Linked DNA regions of Homo sapiens: region 1 is linked to region 2. Evidence: chromatin loops called from intact Hi-C (ENCODE). Cell type or tissue: mammary epithelial cell. All regions are shown on one strand. Each heading gives the region's core, and the rest is flanking DNA. Links, peaks and the distances in the headings are about the cores only.

What was found. A loop is a pair of places that touch in the nucleus more often than their neighbours do. Peaks named below come from ENCODE experiments on the same cell type or tissue, not always from the same donor. Only the 100,000 strongest peaks of a DNase experiment are listed, where the experiment ranks them.
Region 1: it touches region 2 in a loop (2.1-fold over the local background); 2 of 110 quality-filtered maps call a loop at or near these places.

The regions. Positions count from the first base shown.
Region 1 is chr7:42,596,007-42,598,940 of GRCh38, reverse strand. LOC105375251 (a long non-coding RNA gene) reads left to right here and starts at 592. Exons shown (of 4, transcript XR_927206.3): 1 at 592-710; 2 at 1,390-1,493. In mammary epithelial cell, for the core only: no CTCF peak of the experiment used is centred there; DNase peaks (open chromatin) are centred at 1,450 and 2,000.
Region 2 is chr7:42,670,490-42,673,423 of GRCh38, reverse strand. LINC01448 (long intergenic non-protein coding RNA 1448) reads left to right here. Exons shown (of 3, transcript NR_110833.1): 2 at 453-639. Among named protein-coding and RNA genes, the nearest start is that of LINC01448, 34 kb to the left of the region's middle. In mammary epithelial cell, for the core only: no CTCF peak of the experiment used is centred there; DNase peaks (open chromatin) are centred at 693 and 1,603; H3K27ac peaks cover 1,616 bases.

The sequences.
Region 1 (2,934 bases), core at 279-2,778, 74 kb after region 2:
TCTTTGAAAATGAGTTTTTATTAAGTACTATGGTTGTGAGGGAATTATTTTCTTTTCGTTAGACTGGTTTGTTGCCTATAGAATTAATTTTCCAAAAGAACTTTCTCACTTTATCTTTTCTATTTAAACTCCAATAATTTGCCCCATAATTTTCTGTTCCCTACTTCAGTAGTGCCCTGCCCTGTCCTGCTCTGCAGTTCGGCTTGTCGCATCCCATCAATCTCTCAATGTCTATCTCAAAAACTCTTTATTTAATATGATTTTCATAATTTTATAAGATTAATAAGACCTCTCCCCCTTTCAAACTTCAAAAGATGCTATGAGGATAGCATCTTTTCCATATCTTGTAGATTCTATAGGTTCTCCTTTGAAGTTTAATTATTTATGTAATTGTGTAATAGGCTTGTTTGTTTTATTTTTTAGCACATCTTCGTATTCCCCCAATTAAAGCAAAGTGACTTGTACATAATAGATACTTCATAAATACTGGCAGAATTGAATTGAGTTGATAGATCTAGGTTATGAAAAACTCTGTTATATGAACAGTTAATTTTCTGGGTTTTCTGTTGCTTTGTTTTGTTTTTGGAACAGGGTCTCACTCTGTCACCCAGGCTGGAGTTCAGTTGTGCAATCATGGCTCACTGCATCATCAATCTCCTGGGTCTAAGTGATCCTCCTCACTTCAGCCTCCGGAGTACCTGGGACCATAGGTGCGCACCACCGCACTCAGCTAATTCTTAATTTTTTTTTGTACAGACAGGGACTTGCCCTGTTGCCCATGCTCAATTAATTTCCTGACGTGATTATAAAAATTATTGAGGAGTTATTAATATATCTTTAGATGGTGGTTCTCTGCCTTTAGGGCCTATCAGAATTATGCTTGTAAGTTTTCTTTGTTTTTGTTTTGTTTTAATAGCAATTCTTGGTTCAAGCCAAATCTACTAAAACTATAATTGCTGAGAATGGGGCCCAGGAAATTGTTTGTAAAAGCTCTACAGAGTATTATGATGCTTGTGGAAGTTTAAAAATGCTGGTTTTAGGAAGTAATATGATAATTTTCTTCTGAACTCTATGCAGATTTTGGAACATTTCTTAGTTATCCTAATAACTGGACATGTGTCTTGATTAAGCAAAATGGTGAATGTGCTAGAATAGCCAAAATCTTTTTTCTCATGAAGGGAAAATATAGCACAAATTAAATATGGGGTTTACTTTAAGCCATTTCTTCACATATTCAATATAAAATTTTATGTAGAAATAATCTAGCCCTGAAAATATTCTTCTTCCTTGAATATGATCATTATTTGTCCTGCCCCACCCCAGTAGCATAAGCTGCTATAAAAGGATATACATTCTCACAACTAAGAGTAACTCACTTTTTTTTGGCAGTGTCAGCTTAATTTTGTGTAAATAGTCTGGAAACATGATTTTCATCACAGCAAGCAAAACTTGTATAGACATGTTTGTAAGAGGATATTTATACACCACCCCAGGTAAGTCGTTAATCAGATAATGTGCACAGTTTCCTACCTACTGAATAACCCAGTGTTAATCATCCCGAAGCATTTGTGTATTTATTAATAATTTATGTGATTAAGTTAGTGTCTATAGAGATTCCAGAGTAGCTTGTAGGGTCTCCGTCCTCCAGAAATTTAGAATCGCAGATGAGTGAAAGAATGTGGATATGACTGAATTTGTTTAAATGACAGAACCGATAGAATAAATCTCTTACCCCATTGGCTATAAATAGGCATGTCTTTGTGGATCCAACACTACTAATGAATTTGCATAAACTGTGGGGCAGAAAAGTAATGAATCTTCTATAAAGATACAGACACTTGAAATACCAAGTTTTGGAGAACCAGAATTACAGCATCTGAGTTTTGGGAAAGATAATAAGCCTGGATTTAAGCTATGCATATCTTCTGTTATGCCATCAGGTACCTGACCATTCTGACATAAATTTGTGGCTTACCTATGAGGTGTCTACAGCTGACCAACATTTACATAGATAGAGAATGCATTTTGTGTTAGTTGAGTCATAAGAACATGAGGCTTATGATCCTCCATTTAGTTACTTTGAGCTCCCCAAACACACTCTTTTTGGCATCAGTCTTGGGGAGGTGTTTTTGTGTGTTTGCTAAGCAGGATGTAAGGTTCTAAAGGAGAGAAATTTTCTTTGTGCCTGTTGTGCCTAGAATTGTGCTAGGGATATAGTAGCTGTTCAATGAATGTTTGTTGATTTAATATTTATTATTCAATTGGAAAAATCAATGCAATACTTTCAATTTAAAACTTATGGTTTTATTTTAATAACCTAGCTCCTTCTTATAAAAGTAAATAGATTTACTATAGAAAATTGGGAAAAATTTTAAAACCTTCAGAAGAAAATAGAAATTTTTGTAATAATATTAACTAGAGAAAATCATCATAAATATTTTAACATAAGCAGTTCATCTGTGAGTGTTTTTATAAATATGATTTAGTGCATACGCATGTGGGGGCGATGTGGGTGTCCACATAGAAAATAATTGGAATTGTGTACATTGTTTTGACTTGATATATCATGAGCATTTTCTCATATAATTAAATGCTTTGAAACTATAATTGTTTAGTGGCTACATAATTTTCAATCAAACGGATGTACCAAAGTTTGTTGGGCGTGTACCATATTTGGAGTTATTAAGGTTGCTTTTGTTTAGTTATTTTTGGTAAAAATAAATAATACAATCATGAATGTCCTTATGTGTTAGACTTCTAACATCGCTAATTATTCCCTTAGGATAATTCCTCTCTGAAATGGCTATAGAAATTTGTATATAAACTAAAGATTTTCAAGAATGTCTCTTTTATTTCATTCTTGACAACAGTGATAATCATGCTTTTAAGTTTCTTTCTAACTATGTAAAATATAACATCTCATTAACTGTATAT
Region 2 (2,934 bases), core at 340-2,839:
GAGATAATAAATGTGTGTTACTTTAAGCTGCTAAGTTTCGTGGTAATATATTACATAGCAACAGAAAACTAATACATTTGACCTCAACATCTTCCTATTGTTCATTTTAGTGATTGTTCCAGCATGGGGCAGCCAACCTTCATTCAGCATTTGTCAGCACCAAGAATGGGGCCTTCAAATTGAAGGAAAGGCCCTAAGATGTTATAAATTTACTCCAGCTTTTGAAGAAGTCATTATTCTTCACATTCCTTTGAGGACAATAGTTTGGAAGTCCAAAAGCAAATCTGCAAGGTCTTGACATGATGAATGTCTTCATGAGTCTTCCCTACCATAGGCAAAGAGCTGAGGAATACGGAGCTGATACCAGCATTGCCATTGCTAGGACTGAAAATATGAAAGAGGCAGAAGGTATCATTTGTTGCAATCCCATATTTGTTTGTTTGTTTTGATAGATGAGGAGACTGAAGCCCACAGAGATCTGATAGAAAACAGCTGGATGTGCTAACAGAGCATCAGACTTGGAATCAGGTGGATCCTAGATTGGCTACTTCCTAACCTCAGAAAAGTGACATAATGTCTATGGTGAAGTCATCCATCTGAAACACAATGCAGTGAAATCCACTTTAAATTTTGATTGTGGTGAGTAATTAGCAACATGTAAAGCATTTAGGATGAGGTGGCATTTAGTACACGCTCAAGTTTCTTCCTAAACTTCCTGTTTTCACTTGCTCATGGTCACAAAGTTAGTTACACCTAGAGGTAAAACGACTCCAAAGTTGTTTTTTTGTTTGTTTGCTTGCTTAACTTTTCCATCCTAATTCCTGCAGTGCTTCTCCTGGAGGAGTCTGCCCAGTCCTGACCCAGGCTGCTGTGCAGCACAGCTAATGCTAGTGCTGAATGTCAGCCACCCACCTGACTCTGGGGCCAAACCTGCACCCTGAGCTTTGGAGCCAAGCAGGAAACAAATATCCAGGGGAATGAAGTGTAGGATTTCATTTATTTATTGGAATTTGCTTTTCTGTATTAAGTTCTGCTGTTATCAGTCTTGCAGGAATCTTCTAGGAAACATGACTTGAGGCATGTGCTGCTACTTTGCTCCAATTTGCACTGGACCAGATACTCATGACTTCTCCTGGTTTTCACACTCCTTGATTTGGATGGAGCATGATAGTTAAACACTGAGAGCATGGTCTTCACTGCCTGAGTTTCACATTGTTCTGAGGGGCCTTTTTATGCTTCCCAGGGACAGGTTTTCCTGAGTCTTCACTAAATTTTCTGGGCAGAAGGAATAGCAGAAAAAGCACAGAGATGGGAAAACATTTGGAGTTTTTGAGGAACTAAAAGAAGGCCAGTGTGTTTGGAAAATGATAAATATATGTTAGAGAGGTGGTAAGTGAAACTGCAGAGGTGGAGAGGGCTGAGCTGAGCAAATCCCTGCAGGTTGTGGTGAGATGCTTTTCCCTAATTGAGATGAGGTTTTTACTTTTTAACAATCCAATTAATCAAGTAAACGACAAAGCTTAAGCAATAGAGCATGACTAATAGTGTCAAACACCTTCTTGTGCCTCTCATTGTTACTACTCCCATCCTTCCCCAGCTAAGTTTCCACTATTGTGAAATTTACATTTATGAATCACTTGCTTTTGGTATGGTTTTGCCTCATAAGAATGCTTTCCCAAACACAGATATTGTGATGCTTCATATAATTTTGACTTTTATGGAAAAGGAACAGTTCTACCTGTCTTCTTTGGCAACTGTATTGATGTCTCAACTTTTCATTTTCCCAACTCACCCATGTAGATGTGTGCCAGTGTAATTATATTTCGCTATGTATAGTATTCTATTGCATGGCTATACCTATAGACAGCAGCTGTTTCCAGTTATTATTACAACAAATACTGGTGTTATGTACATGTCATATTGGATATGCTTGCAAGCATTTCTCTGGGACATAAAATAAGAGTAAAATTCCTGAGCCATACCTTATGCATATCTCCAAATTTAAGAGAAAATGCCAAATTGTTTTCTAAAATGGTTGAACCAGTTTACATTGTCAGCAACAGAGTATGAATCCCCATTGTTCTACATGCTCACAAAATGTTTTTCATTTCTTAAAATTTACCAATCTTTTGGGTTTAAGAGTGTATGTCATGATTTTAATTTGCCTTTGGTTCATTATTAACAAAATTGAGCATCATGTCATTTGTTAATTTGTTTTCATTTTTTTTAATGTGTTGCCTATTTATATTCTTGCCAATTTTCATGTTACTTTTTAAAATTGATTTATATAAGTCCTTTCAAAATATTAGATAATAATCCCTTTCGGAGATCATGCATTGAAAATATTTTTGCCTGGGCACGGTGGCTCATGCCTGTAATCCCAGCACTTTGGGAGGCCGAGGTGGGTGGATCACGAGGTCAGGAGATCGAGACCATCTTGGTTAACACAATGAAACCCCGTCTCTACTAAAAATACAAAAAATTAGCTGGGTGTGGTGGCGGGCGCCTGTAGTCCCAGCTACTGGGAAGCTGAGGCAGGAGAATCGCATGAATCCGGGAGGTGGAGCTTGCAGTGAGCTGAGATGGCGCCACTGCACCCCAGCCTGGGCGACAGAGGGAGACTCCGTCTCAAAAAAAAAAGAGAATATCTTTGCCCAATTTGTGACCTTTTTAGGTTTAATGATAACAAGTTCTTTCGTAATAATAATAGATTCTTTCATAAACAGATATTTATAATATGTACATAGCAGAATTTATTTTCTTTTGAGTTTTGCTTTTTGTATCTTATTTACTGAATCCTTTTTTTCCTGGAGATAATAAAGATCCACCTTCTCTTCCAAAGTTATCAAGTTTTATTTTTAAGTCTTTAATTCATCTGGAATTAATTTTTCAGTTGGCATAGGGGTATAAGTCTCTTATTTATTTTTCTATGAG